2 separate regions of the Homo sapiens genome follow, and region 2 is linked to region 1. Evidence: chromatin loops called from intact Hi-C (ENCODE). Cell type or tissue: spleen. All regions are shown on one strand. Links, peaks and the distances in the headings refer to the core of each region. The heading gives the core; the rest is flanking DNA. Region 1 has its middle 21 kb from the start of MRPL36. Region 2 overlaps LOC105374618 (a long non-coding RNA gene).

Region 1 (12,407 bases), core at 3,030-11,029:
CCATTTTGTGTACGTGGCTCATGCATCTTGCCAAAAGGTTCACTGGTGTGGTTTATCCTCAGCACATGTCCAGGGAGGCCAAGTGCAGTCACTCCACAGTGCTTTTCTGAGCCTGCAGAGCCATTGCCACACCCGGGAGGCCTGGACACCCGCAGCCCTCATCAAATCAGTTCTCACACCTGGGCCTTCATTATTCTCAGTCTGTGTCCCATGTGCCACACAGGTGGGTTGCTGGGAGTTCAGCTGCAGACACTCCCGGGTGCAGTGTTCAATATGAGTGAGGGAAACTGAAAAAGGAAATGAAGAAGGGGAAGGAGTAGCTTCTGGGACCTGTTGGATAATGACTGTCCCTTAGATCCAAATCTGTCCACATATCCTCTATAAAAGCACAAAGAAAGCAAACAAAACCACCCCCAACCAAACAGAACACAGAGAACAAATAACACAAACTTCAACTGACACATAAAAGATGAAACAAACATTTGAACCCATCAGAGCTGGCGAGGGGGCCCACAGCAGAGCAGAGTGAGTTGGAGTGTGCTTGGAAGACAGGAGGGTTTGCAGTGCCCACGTGTAGGAGGAAACCCATGACATTCACCAGAGGAGACGTCTGCTCCCCGAGAGAGGGAGACAAAGAGGAGGTCTAAGGCAGATCAGAAAGCTGTGCTGGGAGCTGAAAGGACGATGCTTGGAATATGCACAGGACCCATGGATGCAATCCTGTGGACAACTGTCTGGGGAGAGGAAAGCTTCTTGGAAGGGGGAGATGCCGCTTTGATAAGGGCGCTACTGACCCAGGGTGTTATCGAAGAATCAGAAAGAAACAGGCCCCCAAAGTTGTCATTTATCAAACAAATTGGACTTTACTGTAGCCGATAAGAGGGTGCTCTTAAACTAAAAAATGGAGTAAAACACCCAGACTCCCTGCACAAGGCATCAGCTACCACTGGTTCAGGAAAATCTGACACAAATAATCCTGAACAAAATAAGAAATCAGCGTCCAGCCATAAAAATTGACTATAAGAGAGCCAAAATTGAGAATAAGAATAGAAATTTCAGCAGGAGAAAAACCTACCTCAAAAAATCCTCAAAGCTAATGAAAAGTGTACCACAACCCTCCAAGATAAACAAGCAATTGCAGATTTAAAAGGTCATCACAAATCAGAGGCTCAAAAACTCAGAATACAAATAGATAAATACTGGAAGGTATAAAATTACAGCTAGCAACATTCAAGTAAGAAACTGAAGAAAAAGACAGAAATCATAACAGAAAGTAAGGACAAATTATGGGGTGCCCAAGGGAAAACATATATAACCAAAAGCACAGTAAGAGACTTAGAGAACAGAAATAAGAAGATACAAATAAGAAATTAAAATGAAAATAAAGGAAATTAAAAATATGAGAAAATAATAAATATAAAAGCCTGTCAAAGAATATACAACACAGATGCAACTGGAGTAAATGAAGACTAAATTAACACAATGGAACAGAACTGATATTTAAAACTATAATTCTGGCCAGGAATAGTGGCTCATGCCTGTAATCCCAGCACTTTGGGAGGCCGAGGCGGGCGGATCACCTAAGGTCAGGAGTTTGAGACTAGCCTGGCCAACATGGTGAAACATTGTCTCTACTAAAAATATAAAAATAGCTGGGCATGGTGGCGTGCACCTGTAATCCCAGCTACTCGGGAGGCTGAGGCAGGAGAATAGCTTAAACCAGGGAGGAGGAGGTTGCAGTGAGCCGGGATTGTGCCACTGCACTCCAGCCTGGGAGACAGAGTGAGACCTCATCTCAAGGAAACAAAAGCAAACAAACACTATAATTCCATACCTATAATCTCAGCACTTTGGGAGGCTGAGGTGGGAGGATCCCTTGAGTTCAGGAGTCTGAGACCAGCCTGGGCAACATGGTGAAATCCTGTCTCTAAAAAAAATATAGAAATTAGCCAGGTGTGGTGGTGCACATCTGTGGTCCCAGCTATTTGGGAGGGCTGAGATGGGAGGATGGCTTGAGCCCAGGAGGCAGAGGTTGCAGTGAGCCAAGATTGCACCACTGCACTGCAGTCTGAATGACAAAGCCAGACCCAGTAGATATATATATATTTTTTATATACTTTGTTGATGAGATCAGATTCATGGGAACTTGCGGACAGTGATGGGAAAAGGTGTCGGGAGCCTGTGTCACACCTGGGGCCCATCGAAGTGACCGAACAGCACTCCAAAGGCATGAGCACTTCTCAGTATGGAAATAATTCCTCAGTTTCCAAAAAATCCACATTTGTTTTTCTATGAATGGTGGGATTTTATTTAATTATATTTTATTGTTCAACCCTGTCTGTGTTTTGTAAGTTTTCTGAATTTAATTCTACCTATTGAAAGATGCCCATCATATACTCAAGAAAATCAACTTGGAACATTGAAATCAAATACAAAAATTGTGGGATGGAGCTAAAGCAGTCCTTAAGGAGAAATTGATTAATGCCTATATTAGACATGAAGAAAAAGTTTAAATCAATTATCTTTGCTTCCACCTTAGGGAGCTAGTTAAAAAAGAAAAAAATTAAGGTCAAGGTAGGCAGGAAAAAAAAGAAATAATAAAAACAGAAGGAAATTTAATGAAATATAAAACAACGGAGAAAATTTACAAACCCAAAATTTGTTATTTGTAAAGATTAAGGCCGGGTGCAATGGGTCACACCTGTAATCCCAGCACTCTGGGAGTCTGAGGTGGGCAGATTGCTTGAGCTCAGGAGTTCAAGACCAACCTTGGCAACATGGCGAAATTTCGTCTCTACAAAAAATACAAAAATTAGCTGGGCATGGTGGTTTGAACACCTGTAGAAGGAAGCTACTTGGGAGGCTGAGGTGGGAGAATCACTTGAACCCAGGAGGCGGAGGTTGCAGTGAGCCAAGATTATGCCACTGCACTTCAGCCTAAGCAACAGAATGAGACTCTTTCTCAAGGAAAAAAACAAAAGATTAATAAAATTGAAAATCCCTTAACAAGACTGATTATTTAAAAAAAAAAAAGGCAAGACAAATCATCAATGTCAGGAACCAGGAAGGGGCATCACAACAGGTCCTGCAGACACGCAAAGGGTAATGAGTGATGACACGAACAATTTCATGCTGATGCATTCGACAGCTTAGATAAAATGGACAAATTCCCTGAGAGACACACATTACCAAAATAAACCCAGGCAAAAATAGAAAATTTAAATCGCCCTATATTTGTTAAAGATATTAATTCATAATTAAACTCCTTATAAAGAAAATTCCAGGCCCAAACAACTTCATTAGTAAATTCCATCTAGTGTGTAAGAAAGAAGTAACATCTATTCTATATAAACTCATAAACTAGAGGAGGAACTATCATTTCCTAAAGTATTTTATGACGTTACTATAACCAGAATTCAAAAACCAGACAAAGGCATTATAAGGTCAGAAATTGACAGACCAATAGCCTTCATAAGCATAGATGCAAAAATCACTAACAAAACATAAGCATATCAAATTCAGCAATAAGTAACAAGAATAAGATATCATGATTAAGTTGGACCACTTAATCATGATTCTAGAAAATTCCAGAAATGCAACATCTGTTTAACATAAGAGAATAAATCAATGTAGTTCACCAAATTAACTAAAGAAGAAAAATTATATTGTCATTTCAATAGATGCAAATCAATTATTTGAGAAAATATAACACCGTTTTATAACTTAAAAACTCTTAGCAAATGTTGGTAGAAAATAGTTGGTAAATTTTTCAACCTGATAAAGAGCTCTTACCGCTTCTTCTCAGTATAGTACAAGAGGTACTAGCCACTGCAGTAAGACATGAATGGGAAATGGAAGTCATATTAATCCAAAATAAAGAAGTAAAAGTGCTGAGGGAAAGAAGCTGAATGCCAACTAGTTTATACTGAATTATTCCATTTACATGAAAGTCTTGAACAGGTAAGACTAAACTTTGTTGTTGTTGGTTGTTTGTTGTTGACGAGATCAGATTCATGGGAACATGTGGGCAGTGATGGGAAAAGGTGTCGGGAGCCTGCGTCACACCTGGGGCCTGTTGAAGTGACTGAACAGCACTCCGAAGGCATGAGCACGTCCCTGTATGGAAATCATTTCTCAGTTTCCAAGAATATCCACATTGGTTTTTCTACAAATGGTGGGATTTTATTTAATCATATTTTATTGTTCAATCCTTTTTTTATTTGTAAGTTTTCTGAAATGACTATGTATTACATTGGTAAATCAAAATATTAACTAATCCAATGTAGTCCAAACAGTAAAAATACGACCTAAAATTATCTCAAGGTATAAATGCTTAGCAAAGAGTGATGTAGGGCCTAGCTCTCTTCTGAGCTATTTGATGAGCTCTTTCTAGAAGATGTTCTTACAATGAACTTGGGTAACAGAAGAAAGGATTCATAATCATAATGAAGGCCTGGGGCTGGGAGGGCATCTGGTCAATAAGAAATTGGCCCCTAAACCTCGAAGGTCCAGGCCCGAGGTTGGTCAGTTACTCCTCTCAGGTCAGCCTTGGAGGCAGCTGCCTTGTATTGGCTTCTTGACTCTTTGTTCTTCCTCTTCTCCATGTGTTTTGGGTCACAGTTCCTTTCTTCCTAAGTTTCACAAAGTCCTCACTGAGGTCTTCCTCCTGCCATGTCCTCAGTTACCTCCTGGGCTCAGCCTCGCAGGAGGAGCTCCCTCTGTTGCTGCTCCCCTGGGCATCGGGCATCTGGCATCTTCAAACACCACATGGCCTTCCAGTTCTTCTCCCATCCCCACCCACCCATGCCTCCGTGGGGAGGGCGGCAACTCTCCCAGGTCTTTGCCTCTGGAGGGCTGAGGCCCCACTCTCTTCCCAGGATTTGTGCCAATTGCTTTGGTGACACAGACACATGGGATCCCGTCTGTCCTGTCACTCCCTGTCCCCTCTCGGAGCTTCCTTTTTTTCTGACCCCTTCTGGATGCATTCAGGGCAGGACACAGTGGGCAGTGGGAGCTGCGAGGAGCCTCTGAGCACATGGAGCTGTCTCCTCCAGGACTGTCCTGAGGGGCAGTGGACACAGCCCACAGCAGACACCGGCCTTGCTGAGCAGGGAGACTAAGGACAGCAGCCTGGTGAGACCAGGAGCTCGGCTGAGAAAAGCCGCGCCCTCTCCGGGGAAAGCCCTGCGCCTCCCGTGCGGCGTCTGTTATGGTGGATGCCGCCGGCAGAGAGCGACACTGTGGACTAAGCCGTGTCCTCCAAAGTCATAGGTGAGGCCCCAGCCCCCACGGGACTGTATCTGGAGCTAGGACATTAGGGAGGGAATTAAGGTTAAATGAGGTTGTGAGGAGGGCCCTGACCCGATAGGACATGTCCTTGTAAGAAGAGAAATCGACACCAGGGATGCGCGTGCGCAGAGGAGTGGCCGTGGGAGGACACGGGAGAAGCCACAGTCTGTAGGCCATGAAGAAGCCTCGGGAGAAACCGCCCAGTGGCCCCTTGGTCTTGAACTCCCGGCCCCCAGACTGGGAGGGAACAGTTTCTGGTGTTGAAGCCCCGGCCCGTGGTACTTTGTTACAACTGCCTGAGCCAACAAGGCCAGATGAAGAGGAAGGACAGCAGTGTGCCAGGTGTGTGTGGGCCTTGCACAGCCGGGGAGGCTCTGGTGTCAGGAGGTCCTGTCTTCAGCCTGGCTGGGTAGTGCTGGTGAGTCAGCTGACATCCGGGGCTCTGTGTTCATTGTCTACCTTGTGGGCAGCAAAGCAGATGACCCTCCTGCATTGAAGCCCCCTGGGCCTCTGGTCACCCAGAAGTCAGAGTCGGGAGACACACACCTGCTGTCCATACCTGCTGCCCTGGTGCGACTGCAAAGAAAGGCAGAGACCCAGGGGCATCGGCTATGGCACCAGGATGCAAAACACCAAGTGCCTCTCCCTCCCTGGGAACACTGGCAAAGGTGCAGCGAGCCACAGCCTGGCGTGAAGATGAGGGTTGGTCTGGGCCGTGCTTGCCTGAGCAGCCCAGGGTTTCCTGTGCCCTCCAGCTGAAAGCTGGGGGCCTGTGGGGTGACCCAGGCTGCAACGGTCACAATGAGGGCAGCACTGGCTGTCACTGTCTGTCCCAAGCAAGCCCTTTGTCTCTGAGAGGGCAGGGTGCATGTGTGTGCATGTGTGTTACGGGCACCTTCCCAGCAGGAAAGCGACATGCCAGCTCCCCTCACCCCCCTCGGGGGGCCAGTTTCCACGGTCTCAGCTTGGTTGGGGGTATGGGCGCTCCCTTGCCCTAACCCCTGGGGGAGCCCATTTTCCCAGACACAAGGACAAATCAGGCCGGCTCAGCTGGGGACAGCCAATTTCCTGCATTTATTTGTTTCTCCCGAAAGAAGGCTTCTGTTTGGTTCTAATGAGTAGCTTTTCCTAAAGAGAAACAATAATAACAGCAGAAACGTAAGTGGATTCTGTAAACTTGTAATCATACGTGTCAAACACAGTGTGGTATTTTCCCCCGCAAAATAGAAATGGTGGGAAGTCATACAGAGTGGGTGCGGGAAATTGTGTTTTCTCTGACAGAAGTTAATTCTAAACTAAGTATTCCCTGAAAGGAAAGCAGGGAAACATTTTTACATGTCTATCATTCGTCCTTAGAGGACACAAAACAAATATGTTTTTTAATGCTTGACACCAGCATTATTCCGGGTGGCCTCGGGCTATATGCTGTTTTCCAGTTTGTAGAATTGGAGGAGAGGAAAACAGCCCTGCATTAAGAGGAACATATTGTACAGGTTAATCATAAGCACGCAGAAATCAGAGTGCTGCCAGCCGGCAGGACGGAAGGCCTGGGCGCCAGGAGTTGCGGGAAGGCAAGGAGGCGGAGGTGGCAGCAACGAGGGGCCAGACCAGGGTCACTGCCCCGGTGGCAAACGCTTGTGGATGTGCCATGGGCTGGAGCTCTTTTGGGTCCCTCTCCATCAGGAAGCCGCCCTTCACAGGTCTCCCAACAATGCTTACGTGCAGAAGGAAGCTCCTTGGAAAGCCGAGGGTCATTTAATCAGAGTCCATTCCCCAAGAAGTCCCCGTCGAGGAGCACTTAGGCAGTCAGGTCCTGAGAGGCAGACGGCACCATCAGGGCCAAGGCACCGGGGCTGTCCCAGATCCTCCTGCGAATGTGGTGGGAATTACGACTGCTCCGCAAAGTGAGCCCAGACGCACACATTGCATAAAAGCGTAGCGGCCGCAGGGCCGAGGTTCCGGAGGGCACTTGTTGCTTCGGGGTGTGTGTGGCCCCACCTCGGGGTCTCTTATCCAGCTTGGCCTTCGGTCACTCCCACCTCAGCCTCTCCCGCTGGGAGGCAGGCCCATGTGCGCCCTTTCGGTGGGGCGTGGAAGTCTTGCTTTGGTAGGAGGCAGCCCTACCTGGGATTTCCACTTCGAGGTTCCTTCTTTTCCATGGGATTAGGAGTGCTTCATCGCTGACCCTGGGGCCAAGCTTCAGGATTTCTAAGCCCACAGTCCCCCATGAAAACCCAGCCCACGTGGCTGATGCTGGGGGAGGGCTCTCAGAACAGGGGCTCTTGGGGTCCCTGCCCTGTGAGAGTTCAGCAAGAGGTCAAAGTGTGCAGCTACTGGCCCTGGTCCCCACTGCCTGTCAGCCTCCCTCCCCCACCCAGCCTGTCCTTCCAGGGGCCGCAGCAGGGCCAGCAGGGCACACATAGGCCTTCCTGGACCCCCGCAGGGGAACCCCAGCCCATGCACTTGCCCCATCCTGAGGGCGATGTGAGGCTGAGGGGCCCCTGGCCACGGGTCCCATTCCTTCCCGCCTCCTGCCAGTATGGCCTCCCGAGCACAGGCCCTTTACCATCCTTCTGAAATTCTCAGCAGCATCTGGAAGGGAGCTGGAAACATGGCCCAGGGAGTGAGTTGCCCACAGAACATTCTAGTCCGATGCTGGCCCCAGCTTCCCTTCTTCTTTCCTAGGCTATGTGCCTTTTACTCCCAGAGGCATCCGGCCACCCTGGCTCCTGTGGGGATGGTGTCTCTCCCACTCTGTCTCTTCTCTCCATCCCTGTCTCTGTCATACATTCACGCTGCGTGATGGCTGATTTGGTCCAGCAAGAAGGTGGCGCTGCGACCCCTCCCCTCCAGAGCATGGCTGCCACCACTGCCCAGGGAGGGTGGGAGGAGGGACGCTCTGTTCTCAGTTCCAAGAGGATCACACTGAACCCCAAACAGGTCTGCTGTTGGCATCAGAGATGCCCGCGGAGGGACTCGGCTGGCAGCCCCTGGCTCAGGGATCAGCATCCTGCCAGGGGTGGCTCCCGGGTGTCCTTTGCTGGACTCCGGCCTCGCCACTTCCCTGAGGCCTTCAACATCCAGTCTTGGGGGACAAATCAGTTTCCGTTGATAAAAGAAAAACTTCAGCCAAATTAAATGTAAAGGAATTTAATTGAGCAATGGATGATTTGTGAATCGGGCAGCCTTCCCAGCCATAGCAGGCTCCAGGACTCCAGTGCACCCTCGGGCAGAAGAATAATTTTGGATAGAAAAAGGAAAGTAACGCACAGAAGATGGAAGTGAGGCCCAGACACAGCCGGATTGTTACAGGTTGGTGTTTGCCTTATTTGAACACAGTTCAAACAGCTGGCTACATGTGATCGGCCAAATCTCAGTGATAGGCACAAGTGTAGGCTCTGGCCTGTTTACACCTCCACTTGTTATAGTTGACAATATGCAGAAAAACCTTTAGGCCGAACTTAAAATATGTAAGGAGGCAGCTTTAGGCTAAAGTTGATTTAGCACCGTGCATTTTGAAACTCACATTGGCAGGAATCTCTTTTATTCACTTTCCCCAAGATGTCTTCTTGGGTCTTCCGACAGTGCCTCGCTGCACTTCAGGATCTTTCTCTAGGAACATCAAGCAGGCGACTGAATGGATAATGCATCCTCGTTCTCAGCTCAGCCCTTCCCTCTGTCAGAGGTGGGAAGGGCAGAGACACTGTTTCTGGAAGGTTCTTCTGTATCTGCTCTCCCACCGCCATCTCACCCTGGCCTACACCCTGGGACCTGGTTTCACAAGGACCTGGCAGAGCAGCCTTGGGACAGACCCCAGATGCTGGAGGACGGTGTAGCTGCCTCAGCCTCATCCTCAGCCTCACCCTCAGCCTCACCCTCAGCCTCACCCTTAGCCTCAGCCTCACCCTCAGCCTCACCCTTAGCCTCAGCCTCAGCCTCACCCTCAGCCTCACCCTCACCCTCAGCCTCACCCTCACCCTCAGCCTCAGCCTCACCCTCAGCCTCACCCTCAGCCTCACCCTCAGCCTCAGCCTCACCCTCAGCCTCACCCTCAGCCTCAGCCTCAGCCTCACCCTCAGCCTCAGCCTCACCCTCACCCTCAGCCTCACCCTCAGCCTCACCCTCACCCTCAGCCTCACCCTCAGCCTCACCCTCACCCTCAGCCTCACCCTCAGCCTCAGCCTCAGCCTCACCCTCAGCCTCACCCTCACCCTCACCCTCAGCCTCACCCTCAGCCTCAGCCTCAGCCTCACCCGCTCCCCCCCGCAACTCCACCAAGCCCCAGGACAGCTCTGAGCTGTGCTCACTCTCTCCTGGGCCAGGCTGCAGACAGCACTGCCAAGCCACCACTTCCCCACGATCTCAAACAGCAAAGGCTGCAAATGCTTGGGTGACTTTTTGGTCCCCAAAACTTTCTGGACTCACACCTGAGAAGGCACCTCTGAGGGAAGCAGGGCTGCAGCTGCCCAGACCAGGAGGGAAACTCCAGGGCTTGGTTGCTCACCTGGTTCCCCGCCAAGGTGGCCTCTCACTGGGGCCATTTAGCTGAGGGGGCTGCTGAGCTGGTGTGAGACCCCTGAGGCCAAGTTCCCCAATCTCCTGGGCTGTGTGTGGCGGTTCCTGATCCAGCTGTCCCCTCCTCATGTGTGAAGCACAGGTGGCAACTGCAGGCACCGCTCAGGAGCCTGGGGGGGTGGTGGTGTCCATGCAACTGCCGGTTCGTGCATCCTTGGTGCTGTGTCTCAGCAGGAGACAAAAATGTCACCCAACGTACCCCTCAGAAGAACCCCCCTGCCTCATCTGGTACTCCCCTAGACAACTCCTAAATAATGTCAGTCTCCTTGGAAGGGGTTAATAAGGCCCCTCACAGAACTTGGGTGATCACTTCAGAGCCTTTCGGCCTTAGAGTAATTCTGCCATTGCACCGTCACCCTTGGGAACTGTGAGCATTCCCCATGGGAGCACCCATCTTGTCTCAGGAAACTCACGTTGATCACTGCCCACTGGTTCAGAATAAAATATGGTCTGGACTGTTGAAGTGGAAGCCCCGGAAATGCTTAACGCCTTTTTCAGTGTTTTCATTTTCCTAAACGGGAGGGATCCTCCAGTGTACATATGTGTGCACACACACACACTCATAAACACACCACACATGCAAACATGTAAACGCACCATGAGAACACACATGAACTACACATGCACTGACATGCCATGTGTGCATGCACACACCACACATGCACACGTCTGAGCACACATACCACGCATGCGTGCACCCTATGCACTCACACACGCACATTCACACGTGCTCACATGTGCACACATGCACAGCATGCAAACATGCCACACACACACACCACACATCTGTGCACACATATGCTCTGCCCTTCCACATGAGATTCAGTTGTTCCCTTGCAAGCTCTTACCCTGGAGTGGGCCCTGTCCCCAGAGATCCCTAAGAAACAGCCACGCACAGTTTGTCTGAAACTGGGCTCTGGACACAGAGCTCTGGAAGGGGTCCCCTGCCTTTGAAAAGGCCACAGGACTCTCAGCAGCTTGTAAGGACTTGTGTGTCACAGTGTGGGTTTAAAACAAAGACGGGTCCCTCTGGTCTGTCAGATGCCATGACCAGCATTGCCCAGGTTGCTCCTCCTCTGGCTGCTAGGAAGGGTGAGGCTGGTAAGGCTGGATTACTTATCAGTGGGGGAATTTTTGGGCCTTTTGAAGTGGCTTTGTGAGTCTGGAGGCTCTGAGTTTGGCCCGGCGCCTGCTCTAGGGGTTGACACGCGCACCTATAAATAACAGCGGTGACAGGTCCCCTGTCAGTACCCGCTGATGGACGGCCCCTTCTCCCGCCATTACAGCCTTGTGACTGTGGGAAAATTAATTTAAGTGGTAGTTAATTTCTAATGAATTCCACTCAAGCGGCTAATATGGTCCCTCGGCGTTATGGTAACCTTCATGGATCATTGCATTATGTAAATAAATTCTACTTTATGCTGGTTTATTAAAAAAGAGAGTGAAGATTGGGAAGCCTGGTGAAATCTTCTCTCAGACGCACACAACTAACAGACAGCAGGGAGATGTTTAAGGAAGGGAAGCCGCCCAGCCCAGAGGTGCTTTCCTGGAAGGCTGCGCTTCTCACCTCTAACTTTCCAGATGGACCCCACTGCCCACTTTCAGGGCTCCGCATACATATCTCCAAATCTCCAAATTCCATTTTGTTTTGTTTGAGATGGAGTCTCAATTTGTCGCCCAAGTTGGAGTGCAGTGATGCGATCTTGGCTCACTGCAACCTCTGCCTCCTGGGTTCAAGTGACTCTCCTGCCTCAGCCTCCTGAGTAGCTGGGATTACAGGCAGGCGCCAACAAGCCTGGCTAATTTTTTTTTTTTTTTGTATTTTTAGTAGAGACGGGGTTTCACCGTGTTGGCCAGGATGGTCTCAAACTCCTGACCTCAGGTAATCCACCCTCCTCAGCCTCCCAAAGTGCGGGGGTAACAGGCATGAGCCACCACGCCTGGTCTCCAAATTCCTTGTGTCATCATTGTATTCCAAATGGAAAGAGGAGTGTTCTGCCTTAAACCACATGCAGTTCCTCATAACCCTCAGAGACAAACCTTGGGAGTACCCTGATCGGAAGCCCCACTCTGAGGACAAGTGCAGGCCGGAGGACCTGGGCGTGCTTCGGCTTCCTGGTCCAGCATGGAGAGGGACAGGCGTGCAGACTCCCCATAAATTCTTCCACGCAACCCTCAGCAGCCCACCCTGTGGAGGCCCCTCCATGGCCCTCCCTTGCCCACTCCTGGTCACTCCAGTCCCCTGGTGGCATTCGCTGAGGCAGAGACGCCCTCCACCCTGCAACTCTTTCCCGTCTCGGCACCCAAAGCCTTCCGTGCTCCCAGTCTTCCTCCAGTGCCTGGGCACCTGCTTTTCCCCTGCTGTGGCACCATCTTTTTCTATGTGGGAGTCCACAGGGCTGGAGCCGGGACCCCTTCTCTACCTACACATTCTCCTGGGGGACAGAGTCCAGCCCTTGGCTTTCAATATGCTTTGTTGGGTTGTCTAATGCTGCAGTCAAGCCACCCTAAGGCAGGACTTCAAATTCAAATAGTAATGACCT
Region 2 (12,407 bases), core at 1,405-9,404, 240 kb after region 1:
ATAATCCCCACAGGTCAAGGGAGAGACGGGGTGGGGGTGATTGGATCATGGTGGGGGCTTCCCCCATGCTGTTCTCGTGATAGTGAGGGAGTTCTCATGAGATCTGAGGGTTTTTGTTTTTTCGTTTTGTTTTGTTTTTGAGATGGAGTCTCACTCTGTCACCCAGGCTGGAGTACAGTGGCACAATCTTGGCTCACTGCAACCTCCGCCCCCTGGGTTCAAGCAATTCTCTGCCTCAGCCTCCCAAGTAGCTGGGATTACAGGCACCTGCCACCATGCCCAGCTAATTTTTGTATTTTTAGTAGAGACGTGGTTTCATCATCTTGGCCAGGCTGGTCTTGAACTCGTGACCTCGTGATCCACCCACCTCGCCTCCCAAAGTGCTGGGATTACAGGCGTGAGCCACCGTGCCTGGCCGATCTGATGGTTTTATAAGGGGCTCTTCCCCCTTCGTTCGACACTCTCCTTCCTGCTGCCTTGTGAAGAAGGTGCCTTGCTTCCCCTTCACCTTCTGCCATGATTGTAAGTTTCCTGAGGCCTCCCCAGCCATGCAGAACGGTGAGGCAATTAAACCTATTTCCTTTATAAATTATCCAAGTTTCTGAATTGGACCCATTCATTTAAACTTTTTTGTGCCTCTGGTATGTACATATGTACATATGTATTCATTTATTTATTTACAACCTGTGTAATGGGCACATTGAAGACCTTTGTCCCAACCTCATCGTGGAGACCTGAAATGCAAAGATGGCATCTCCACTGCCCCCTCCTGTACAGAACACAAACTGCAGGTTTTTGTACCTTATCACTGGCTTCGTCACAAGGAGCCAACTTCTCCAAATCTCCTGAGTGATGCTTAAGAGATGTGACATGCTTATGAGGTTTTCATGACACCAAAGAAAACCTCTCCTGGTGAATTTGGAGGCATATTGTCCCAAATCCGCAGAACCGCAGGCAGTCCAGAGGGACCCTTGGGTAACAGTGCTTGGACAAGGTGACTTCAATCCCCGTAGAAATGATTATGAAACATCAAAATATAATTCTTCTTGAGTAGGTTTTGCTTTCTGAATATTGCCTCAACGTCACTTTGAAATCAAAGGCTTCTATCTGACACCCGTCAATCATCTGACACACTTGCGGCTTGTCTGCCAGGGCCTCAGTCCTCTCACCTCCGTTGCTGTTTGTGTCTGGATGCGGAGCGTCTTCCTCAGTCCTCTCACCTCCGTTGCTGTTTGTGTCTGGATGCAGAGCGTCTTTCTCCAACAAAGAATGGAGTTGCTTTCAGAGCAGACTCCGAGGCTCGGGTCCAGCACTGCGTGCTGTCTCGCACCTTTCCTTAAATGCCGCTCTGGACGGGTGGCAGAGATTCACCTCCTCTGATGCAAACCAAACTCTGAATTTGTTTAGAGACACAATCAATTCTGTGCTTTCTGTGGTGGCAGGTGCTATGGAAATCAGGCCTAGAAATGTTTTTTGGGGTGAAGGAGTACCACAAAAATTTATAACCAAATTTGGAACGAAGCCAAGAAGAGATCAGCGAGTGCACGGAGACAGTTGGTGCGGTTGGCCTGATGATTCATGACTGGATTCACTGGGTGGGAGAATTCCACAGCTGCGTTACAGGATGCTGGATTCACTGGGTGGGAGAATTTCACAGCTGCGTTACAGGATGCTGGATTCACTGGATGGGAGAATTTCACAGCTGCATTACAGGATGCTGGATTCACTGGGTGGGAGAATTTCACAGCTGCGTTACAGGACGCTGGATTCACTGGGTGGGAGAATTCCACAGCTGTGTTACAGGACGCTGGATTCACTGGGTGGGAGAGTTTCACAGCTGCGTTACAGGAGGCTGGATTCACTGGATGGGAGAATTTCACAGCTGCATTACAGGACGCTGGATTCACTGGGTGGGAGAATTCCACAGCTGCATTACAGGATGCTGGATTCACTGGATGGGAGAATTCCACAGCTGCGTTACAGGATGCTGGATTCACTGGATGGGAGAATTCCACAGCTGCGTTACAGGATGCTGGATTCACTGGATGGGAGAATTTCACAGCTGCATTACAGGATGCTGGATTCACTGGGTGGGAGAATTTCACAGCTGCGTTACAGGATGCTGGATTCACTGGGTGGGAGAATTTCACAGCTGCGTTACAGGATGCTGGATTCACTGGGTGGGAGAATTTCACAGCTGCGTTACAGGATGCTGACCACTCTGTCTGCCCATCTCTGGCTCCAAACTGCATCTGGAGGTCAGCAGAAAAGAGGAGAGAGGCCTATGGTTGTGTTGACCTATCTGGGGCTTTGGACTTCAGGGACTGAGCAGGGCTGGAATTAGAACCAAAGTCTGGGCTCTGCCCTGTGCCCTGTGCTTGGCTTAGGTGGGGACAGAGTCAGCTGATTTCACATTGATTTCAGGGCCACGCTCCTTGAGCATTGTCTCTGGGGTGGGGTTAGATGCACACGCAGACAATCTCCCCTACCTGTCTCTCTCAAAGCACTCCCACCCAAGCCTCCTGCCACAGCGCAGCTCTGCCTGCCCCACACAGGCTCCACCCCTCCCTCGAGGCTCTGCATGGGTTAGGATCACAGCCCTCCTGGACACACCGTAGTGCCCGGCATGACACATGCGTCTCCAGTCTGCATGCCCAACTTCATCAGTAACTGTTTGGAAGATGCAGGCAGAGACCTGGAGACTTAGGGAGAGCGTGGGCCCACCTGGGTGCTTTCTTGGGTCACCAGGGGCCTCTGCCTGCAGCCACATCTCTGGCTCAGAGCAGCAGCCATGGCCCCTCTCACAGAGTGGCCTGCTCTCCCGTGGCCCAGGTAGTACCCTGCTCTGCCAGGCTGCACACACTGAGCACAAACGAGGAGCCCCTGGCAGCCCCTCAGGTATGGTTGCTGTCAGCCTCACACAGGACGGAGAGTGCAGTGTCGGGAGAGGTGGGAGCAGCTGGGCATGACATCTCAGCTTTCCAGCGGCTGTGGCGGTCCCTGCAAGCGTCCCCTCAAGATTAGACAATCACTTGGTAAGAATTCAAGGAGATGCTTTCTGTTCACTTTACCCTGGCTTGCCGTATGACCTATCAAACGAGTTTGGTTCTCTCCAGGTTGCTTTCGTGAGAAACATCGTGTCCATGTTCATAGTATAAACATTGATATGGTTTGGCTGTGTCCGCACTGAAATCTCATCTTGAGTTGTAGCTCCCATGATTCCCACATGTCGTGGGAGGGATCCAGCGGGAGGTCACTGAATCACAGGGTGGATCTTTCCCATGCTGTTCTCGTGATAGTGAAAGTCTCATGAGATCTGATGGTTTTATAAAGGGCAATTCCCCTGCACACGCTCTCTTGCCTGCTGCCATATAAGACGTGCCTTTACTCCTCTTTCGCCTTCCACCATGATTGTGAGGTGTCCTCAGCCATGTGGAACTGTGAGTCCATTAAACCTCTTTCCTTTATAAATTACCCAGTCTTGGGTATGTTTTTATTAGCAGCATGAGAACAGACAAATACACACATACTGCAAAAATAATACCAAAGCATACATTGGTAATCAGCAACATGTCCCAAAATTACTTTCAATAGGTTGTCTTAAAAACAGAATAAAACACAAATGCATGATTGTTCTTGGTGCTGCAGGAATCAGTCCTTGTGTGAGCTTTGGCTTGGGTGGCAGGTCACTGGGGAGCCTGCTGCTTTCTGGAAGATGATTTTATGCAACTTTATCCAATTTAAGCAATCATGAAAACAATCTACCAGAATTTCTGCTTTGTAAAGCCACTTGGATTTACAAAAAAAAAAAAATTTTTTTTCATGAGCCAGTCAGCCACTAGAAATGTCAGACAACACACTCATCTGGTGGTTGACAGACAGAAAGACAGGTCCATGCTCGCCGTGCAGAGAGGCCGTGTGGCCTCAGGCCGTTGAAGATGGGGAGCCGAACCATCCACCGGGCACCTGCACCTCAGGAGCTCCTTCCTGATCTGAGGCTGCCTCGGCGCCCACCTGAACACCGGTTCTCCACTTCCTTCCGGTTGTTCAAAGCTACCTCCATCGTGCACTTAACAACATTATTTTATTGATTCTAAAGTTAAGTGTACCCCCTAAAAATTTTCAAAATACAGAGAAGTACCACAAATCTCTAGCCCACCTTGTGTGCTGGTCACAGTCTGTTGGGTATCTTTCCAGTCTCTTCTGTGCACAGCTGTAAAAACGCAACACACACTCTTGGCCTCCACCTCCCAGGTGCCCTCTGCCCTCTGCCTTTCCAGCCCCTCAGTCACTGAACCCCAGTGACTGTCTCCTTTGGAACCTGGCGGCCTCCTGGCCTCTGTGCCCGCATGGCCCTGCCTGCGTTTCTGAGTCTTAGCCAGCTGGCTGCTCTCTGCCTTGTGCTCCCTCCGCCACCTGCTTCTCCAGGGGCTTTTCCCACCCCTCCAGGGTCCTTCACTTGTTCCTGCTCTTCTACTGCCCCTGAAGGTTTGGCATTTCTGGGGTTCCTGCCCTTGACTCTTCCTCGGAGGCTCCTCAGTCTGTGTGTACCCCCTGGGCTCTGTGGGGACACCCTGAGGGCTCCAAGTCCATTTCCCCACATCTGGTCACCATCACCACACAGCCCAGAGGCCAGTGCCCCAACCAGGCAAGCACCAAGCCCACCATGGCTCTCCCTAGGCCCTCCTTGCTGGTGGCTGGTCCCCTAAACTAGCACCCCTGAAGCTGGTGGCAGCAGCTGTATCGGGGTTTGTTTGCCGGGCATCTCCTGTGTCTGAAATGTGGGCATGCGATCCTCACAGCCTCTTTTGCTGAGGGGAATTGCTCCTCTTATGGGTCCGTGAGGATGCAACAGGACCAGGTAGCTCGGGTAGGGGGCGCTCCCTGCAGAGCGAGCCTCCAGCTGCTGCCTTGACAAAGGCAGACCAACACCTTCGTCTCCATGGGTGCCTGTGGACCCTCCTGTCCTGAGGCATCCCTACCCCTTGCCTCCCCCTAACACAGATGTTAAGTCATATGCTTAAGTAAAAGACGGAGCCAAAACCCAAACCAGTTCTGCTGATCCCCAGCGTCTCCGGTGGTAAACCCTCCCGCCCCGGCTCCCCTTGGGATATTCCTGATAACTTCTTAGTTTGATCCTGCCTTTGGGAAATGCTAGGATAATCTCCACTTTTGGGGAATGCCAACCTTTTTCCTTGGAGCGTCTCACCTCCTGCTGTGGGATGGCTACTCACACCTGTCGGTGTATTTTGTTGCCATGAACATGACAGGTTAATCTGGGGGTGGAAGCTGAGCTGGTCAGTTGGACTGATTTTACTTGTTTGAGTGTTTTTAAATATGATGAAGCGAGGTCTGGGTATTTTAATTTTGTTTATTATTTGGTCTTTTGGGTTACTTAGTGAGACTACATAAACTCATCCAAAAACAGCTAGTTTTGTGCCACATAAATACACTGGTACTGGAACAGAATTAGATCAATAAGCAGCGAAGAGAGGATGACTGAGATGAACAGGACGGTGGAAGAAAAATCAGAACTTGCAGCAATGGGGAGGTCTGGAGCAGCCCCACATGGCACTGCTGGGAACACATGCCTGGACCCGAAGCCACATACCTGGACCCAAAGCCACACAGGTCAGTGGCCCATCCTGACGCTAGCCAGGTTTACTAAGCATCAACACTGGGGAAGACAATGACTGGTGCTGGCTCACCAGCTGTGGAAATGGTGATGCCCTGGCTCCTACTGTGGGAATGGTGAAGTGCTGGCTTTATTGTTGTAGGACTGTTGAAGTGCTGGTCCCGTTGGTGTGGGCCTGTTGAGGGGCTGGCTCCATTGCTGTGGGACTGTTGAAGTGCTGGTCTCATTGGTGTGGGATTTTTGGGGTGCTGGCTCCATTGCTGTGGGACTGTTGAGGTGCTGGTCCCATTGCTGTGGGTCTGTTGAATATGGGCTTCATTGCTATGGTAATATTGATGAAGACAGGAGATGGGATTTTGTGGCCCTTTCTGAGTTTCTTTATCAGATGCCCGTCCTGCATAGCAGCTGGTGCTGCATATCGCAGTCAGAATTCAGCCTCATTCCTCCCACCTCTGTGGATCCAAATGGTCTTTTGCTCCCCGACCTTTTGCAAATCCTTGCTGTTTCCCAAAGGAAGCAAATCTGTATTTTTCTGTTTTCAGACAAACTGATGTCCAGTTCAGGCCCCTCAGAATCTTAGAGTGTCCAGAAAATATGTACTTTCCCTTCAGCAGGTGTCTTGATCTGAATGCTGTCTACACCTTTATCTCCCTAGGTGGAAGTTCCTCAGTCTCACCTACACCCCTCAAGGGTGGAGACATTATACACTAATGGGCAAGATGCAGACATTGGCCAGAAAGAAACATTCCTGGCTAGTGAGAAACAAGTTATGTGTATATTTTAAAATGAACCAAAAATGTTTCCTTGAACAGCTTCCAAATTCATAAATGCATAGAAAAACGAGTCTGACTAAGAGCAGCTGGCGTTTGCAGCTGCCCCAGTTTTACCTGTTTCCAGGTAAGCAGGAGACACGTCTGCTGGGGCAGTGATTTAAGAGAGGCACTCACCTAAAATAAGCAGCCAAAACCATCCTGGTTATTACAAATGTCACAGAAAATAAGTGGAATCCACTTCATTGGAATATATCGACATGAAACCCGGACTGTTATTTCTAAGAAAGTAATTAATGTTTCACCTCTTACATGCCATTATTAATGCTAATAACAGTACTTTACGTGTATAGTATTTTCCTCTTTCAAGCCGTTTTTATCAGAGACCACATAGTCTTGTCTGATTTGAAATATGACATTAAGGATGCATATTTAAATCTCCCACTACAATTGCAGACTTCTTCTTTCTCTTTAAATTCTATTTTTTTTGTTGTTTCCTTTATTTTGGGACTATCTTATTAGGTACATATAAGGTTATGCCTATTATATTTTCTTGATTAATTGCTATCTTCATCATTATATATTATCACTCTTTATCCTCTGTAGTGCTTTTTGGTTTAAACTATATTTTGCTTGGTATAAATATAACTACACTGGTTTTTTTTAAGTATTTGCTTGATAAAACTTTGCAATTTTTTGCTTGTTATCTTTCTGCAATTTTATATTTTATACATATCTGTTGTAAAGAAGACATTGCTGAGCCTTCAAGCTGCTGAATTTGATCCATTTACACTTATTTTGATTACAGATAGATTTGGAATTTCAAAAAATGTATCTTTGTAAGGCACACTTTGTTTTGGGCAGATTCATCTGATTTTATAAAATGAGAAAACAAACAGAAAAAAGTTAAATAATTTTGTGAATGCTATAAAATAAAACAGTGAAATTGCTAATTATTTTAAGGCCACTGTGCAGAAAACTGCTTAAACATATATGAAAATAACACAGCTCTTAACAGATTGCCCTAGTAATTTCCGTAGAACTTCTGTAAGTATATAGAAATTAAAAATGGGATTGGATTAATAATTGTATAATAACACTATCTGGACTTTAACCTTGATTTTCTTTTTTCTTATATGCAATTATACTGAAACATGAAGATAAAATATACTAATTTTGTTCAGATTATCTACCTCAAATGAAGCAAATACAGTATTTTTCAACGTGTAATTGTCTACTTTTCAAAATAACTTTTTATTAAAGAAAGGCTCATAATGCTATGCCTTTAGACAGTACTCCTAATTAATGTAAGATTTCAGCAACACAACATTACACAGAGAGATTACACATGCAATCATAAAAAACTACATATAAATATTTAAAAACATGACATTTGTGAATTATTTCAACCTTCACAGACTTCTTTATAAGCATGTTTCATGAAAAATAAGGGGTCCAGATATAACTCTAAGTTAAACCGTACTTTAAGTTAAACCTTAAGTCTCCCCATAAAGGTGTCCTAGAGCAGATGTCCACCGATCCAGGCATTGCAATGCCTGGGAATCAATGGTGTAATCAGCAAGGTGGAATTGGATATGTGGTGATAGCTATCGATGTTTATGACAGGTGGGTGCACCGTCAAGTTGGAGTCTGAACTTGATAAATTGGCGCTCTTGGAAAAGGTGGGTGAGAGTCATTGTGGATGTGGATAGGAGCAGAGCGGTTCTGAGCAGGACGCCAAAACAGAGGAAGCTTCGGAGGACGCTTGTGCCTTCCTGAGAATGAGGCCACGGAGCACAGCGGGAGCCAGGGGGAGTTTCACAAAGGCTACTTTTGACTTGGTTTTGCAATCACCTTTTTACTAGTAGGTTTTGTTTCGTTTGTCTTCTGTTGGGAATTTAAATATTAGGAAAACAATTTGGGATTATCTGTCTAGACTACCCTGTCAGTCCATCTGAGGCTTGTGTCATCTTAGAGCTAGCTATATATTAGGTAAGGCTTAAAGGCTAGCTGAAGGGTGACGCTTCCCTCAGCTAGGAGGAGATGGTTTTTTAAAGGCTTGCTGAAGGGCGGTGCTTCCCTCAGCTAGGAGGAGATGGTTTTTTACAGCAGTGCTGACTCCACAGGAAGCCACCCAGTGTGCTAGGAACCACACTGGAAACACAAATCTGGAACTGGTTTGTTTTTGTTGTTGGGGGTGTTAACATGTTACCTGAAAATTAATAATCTTTTAAAGATGTGGCAAAGCCTAATGGCACCCTCCTGGGTAGCAAGTCCAACGTTGTCCAGGCACTCACCATTTACAGAACGAATATTGCAAAACGGTTTTCTGGGCTTGTGTTGTTTCCTTCCCTTCTTTCTTTTTTCTTGCTTACTGGCACTAAAAGTCAGCCTTTCATTGTTGAAACAGTTGACCATAATCTTAATTTACATTTACTCTATGTTTCATCATAAGCTGTAATGCCTTTTAGCATAAAGTGGATTAATCAGAAATCGTAGCCGAATTGGCAATTCAATTGTTAATAGTACTGTTTCTAACATTCAAAAACTTTTCCTCTGTTTCGAATTTATTCATTTTAAATGACTGGAACAAATTTGAGCAAGTAAAAGCTGGTAAGCTTGAGATTTTTCTGGTTTAATTATTTTTCTGGTTTCACTTTAGCTTTTAAATCCTTAGACTATGGTCACAAATATAATCCAGTGCATAATTGTCTCCTAATTTGACTGACGACTTAACTGCTGAGTTGTTTTATGGCTTTTCACATGGTTATACTGAAGGACAGTCTACATGCACTTGAAAAGATGATATATTCTGCTGTTGTTGAGAATGGTCCCTAGATATTAGTTGGGTCAAGTTGGTTAATAGTGTTGTTCAAATCTTCTGTATCCTGGCTACTTTTTCATCTGGTTTTCCATCAGTTATTCAGAGTGGGATATTAAAGTGCCCAACTATCATTGTGCAATTGTCTATTTCTTTCTCCAGTTTTATTAGTTTTGCTTCATTGTAAAAATATTTCATGTACTTTGACACTCTGTTATTAGGTGGGTATATATTTACAATTATATTTTGCTGGTAAATTGACTTTTTTGTAATTATAAAAATCCTTATTAAGTTTTAGTAATGTGTTTTGTCTTAAAATTTACTTTGTCTGATATCAGTATGGCTACTATAGCTCTTGCACGATTACTGCTTGCATGGTATATGTTTTTTCATCATTTGCTTTTAAACGATTTTGTGTCTGAAACTAAAGTGTGTTTCTTGCATACCATTTGATTTTTTTCTGGTTGTTTTGTTTTAAATTCATTTAAACCATCTTTAATTTTGGATTGGAGTTTTTAATGCATTTATAGTTAATGGATTTATTAGTATAAGTAATGGCTGAATTTATTTCCACCATAAGATGGCTGAATTTATTTCTACCATCTTGATGCTAGTTTTATCTTATGTCTTTTTTGTTTGCCCATTCTTTCTTTACTTTCTTTTATGTTCAATAGCAATTTTCTAATGTACCATTTTATTCCTTTTTAAATGTTATTCTCTTGGGAAATATTGCTCTAGGGATTAGAGTATACACATTTACTTATCATAGTTTATTTTATGTTAATACTCACTTAATTCTGGCAAAATAGAAACACTTTGCTCCAATACAGTTTTATCCTTTCCCTCCTTTATGCTGTCATTGTCATGAATATTACATGTATATATAAGCATTTATATTGCATTTTAAATAACTTCAAAGAACAATGCAAAAATGTTTATACTGTCTTTATGTTTACCTGCATAAGAACTTTAACATTGCTCATTATTTCTTCATGGGCATTTGAGTTGCCATTTGGTGTCATTTTTTTTCTATCTGAATGATTTCCTTTAGTATTTCTTGTAGGATAGGTAGGCTATTGAGAGGCTGGGTTTCTGGGTCGGGTAGGGACTTGGAGAACTTTTCTGTCTAGCTAAAGGATTGTAAACACACCAATCAGTGCTCTGTGTCTAGCTAAAAGTTTGTAAACGCACCAATCAGCACTCTGTAAAAACGGACCAATCAGCACTCTGTAAAATGGACATATCAGCACTCTGTAAAATGGACCAATCAGCAGGATGTTGGTGGGGCCAAATAATGGAATAAAAGCTGGCCACCCTAGCAAGCAGGGGCGACCCGGTCGAGTCCCCTTCTCTGCTATGGAAGCTTTGTTCTTTGGCTCTTTACAATAAATCTTGCTGCTGCTGCTCACTCTTTGGGTCCGCACTATCTTTATGAGCTGTAACACTCACTGTGGAGGGCTGCGGCTTCACTTCTGAAGTCAGTGAGACCACGAACCCACCAGAAGGAAGAAACTCCGGACACATCTGAACATCTGAAGGAACAAACTCTGGACACACCATCTTTAAGAACTGTAACACTCACAGCCAGGGTCCACGGCTTCATTCTTGAAGTCAGCGAGACCAAGAACCCACAGGAAGGAACCAATTCCAGACACACTGTCAGCAAACTGTCTCAATATTTGTTTATCTGGAAAAGTCTTTTTTAAAATTTTTGCTTTCACCTTTGAAATATATTTTTGCTGACTATAGAATTCTTTACTGATAGTTTTCTTTCTTTCTTTTGGAACTGTTAATATGTCATCCCAATACCTTCTTGTATACATTCTTTGTTATGAGATGTCTGCTATTAATTTATGATGGTTACCTTATATATGGTCATAGAGTTTGGATACCTGTCCCTGCCCAAATCTCATGTGAAATTGTAATCCCTAATGTTGGAGGTGGGGCCTGATGGGAAGTGTCTGGGTCATGAGGGCGGATCCCTCATGGCTTGGTGCTGAATTTGCAATAGTGAGTGAGTTCTCCTGAGATCTGGTCATTTAAAGGAATGTAGCACCTCCCGTCCAGTCTCTCACTTGCTCTTGCTTTTGCCGTGTGACGCACCTGCTCCCCCTTTGCCTTCTGCCATGATTGCAAGCTTTCTGAGGCCTTCCCAGAAGCTGAGCAGATGCCAGCACCATGCTTTCTGTACAGCCTGCAGAACTGTGAGCCAATTAAACCTCTTCCTTATAAATTAGCAGGTCTCAGGTATTTCTTTATAACCATTCGAGAATGGCCTAATATATGTGCTGAGTAGTTTTGTTTGCTTGTTTCTCTTGCTGCCTCCGTGATTTTCTCATGTTATTTGTTTTTCAACAATTTGACTATGATGTGTCTGTCTGTCTCTTTCTGCTTATCTTTAGGATTTGTTAAGCGTCTTGAGTGTGCAGATTCTTCATCAAAGTTGGAAGTTTTCAGTTATTTCTTCAAATATCCTTTTGCCACATGATCTCTAGCTATTCTGATATTCCCGTTAAACATAAATTTGATACTTCTTGGTGTTCAGTGGGTCTCTAAGGCTCTGTTTATTTTTATTTACTCTTTCTCTCTTTTGCTTTTCCAAATTAAACACTTTCTTTCAATTTGTCTTCACGTTCACTGATTTCTTATTTGGTCAGTCCAAATCTTTTTTTGTTTGATTTTTCATTTTTATTATTGTGCTTATTAACTGCAAAAAGTCCACTGGATTAAAAAATAATTTCTATCTCTTTGATATTCTCGGGTTGATGAGTCATTATCACTATATTTAAAAAAATTCTTTAAACATGGTTTTCTCAATGTTTTGAACATATTTATAATAGTTTTTTTTTAGGTTTTTGTTTGCCAGGTTCAACATCTGGGTCTTCTCAGAGAGTTTCTATTGACTGTTTTTTCTTATGTGAGAATCACACTGTCCTGTTTCATTGCGTGTCTTAACAATGTTTCTTTAAACCTTGACATTTTAGGTCATATATTATAGCAACTCCAGATCACAACTCCCTTTCCCTGCGGGGTTGTGGTTGCAAGTTTTGCTTATTGTGTGTTCAGTGACTTGCCTGGACTAACTTTGTAAATTCCTTTTCTCCTGCAGTGTGTGATCACTCATATCTCTGTTCGGTTCCCCCCACCCACTTTTTATTCTTGCATTTATATTTAAGCCTAG

The links. A loop is a pair of places that touch in the nucleus more often than their neighbours do. Peaks named below come from ENCODE experiments on the same cell type or tissue, not always from the same donor. Only the 100,000 strongest peaks of a DNase experiment are listed, where the experiment ranks them.
Region 2: it touches region 1 in a loop (6-fold over the local background); 55 of 110 quality-filtered maps call a loop at or near these places.

What each region holds. Positions count from the first base shown.
Region 1 is chr5:1,772,267-1,784,673 of GRCh38, forward strand. No RefSeq gene overlaps it. Among named protein-coding and RNA genes, the nearest start is that of MRPL36, 21 kb to the right of the region's middle. RefSeq lists enhancers at 9,879-9,988, 10,329-10,388, 11,259-11,308. In spleen, for the core only: no CTCF peak of the experiment used is centred there; DNase peaks (open chromatin) are centred at 5,935, 7,105, 7,655, 7,895 and 1 weaker place; H3K27me3 peaks cover 1,942 bases.
Region 2 is chr5:2,017,018-2,029,424 of GRCh38, forward strand. The region is part of intron 2 of LOC105374618 (a long non-coding RNA gene); the gene reads left to right. Among named protein-coding and RNA genes, the nearest start is that of CTD-2194D22.4, 140 kb to the left of the region's middle. In spleen, for the core only: no CTCF peak of the experiment used is centred there; no DNase peak of the experiment used is centred there; H3K27me3 peaks cover 5,556 bases.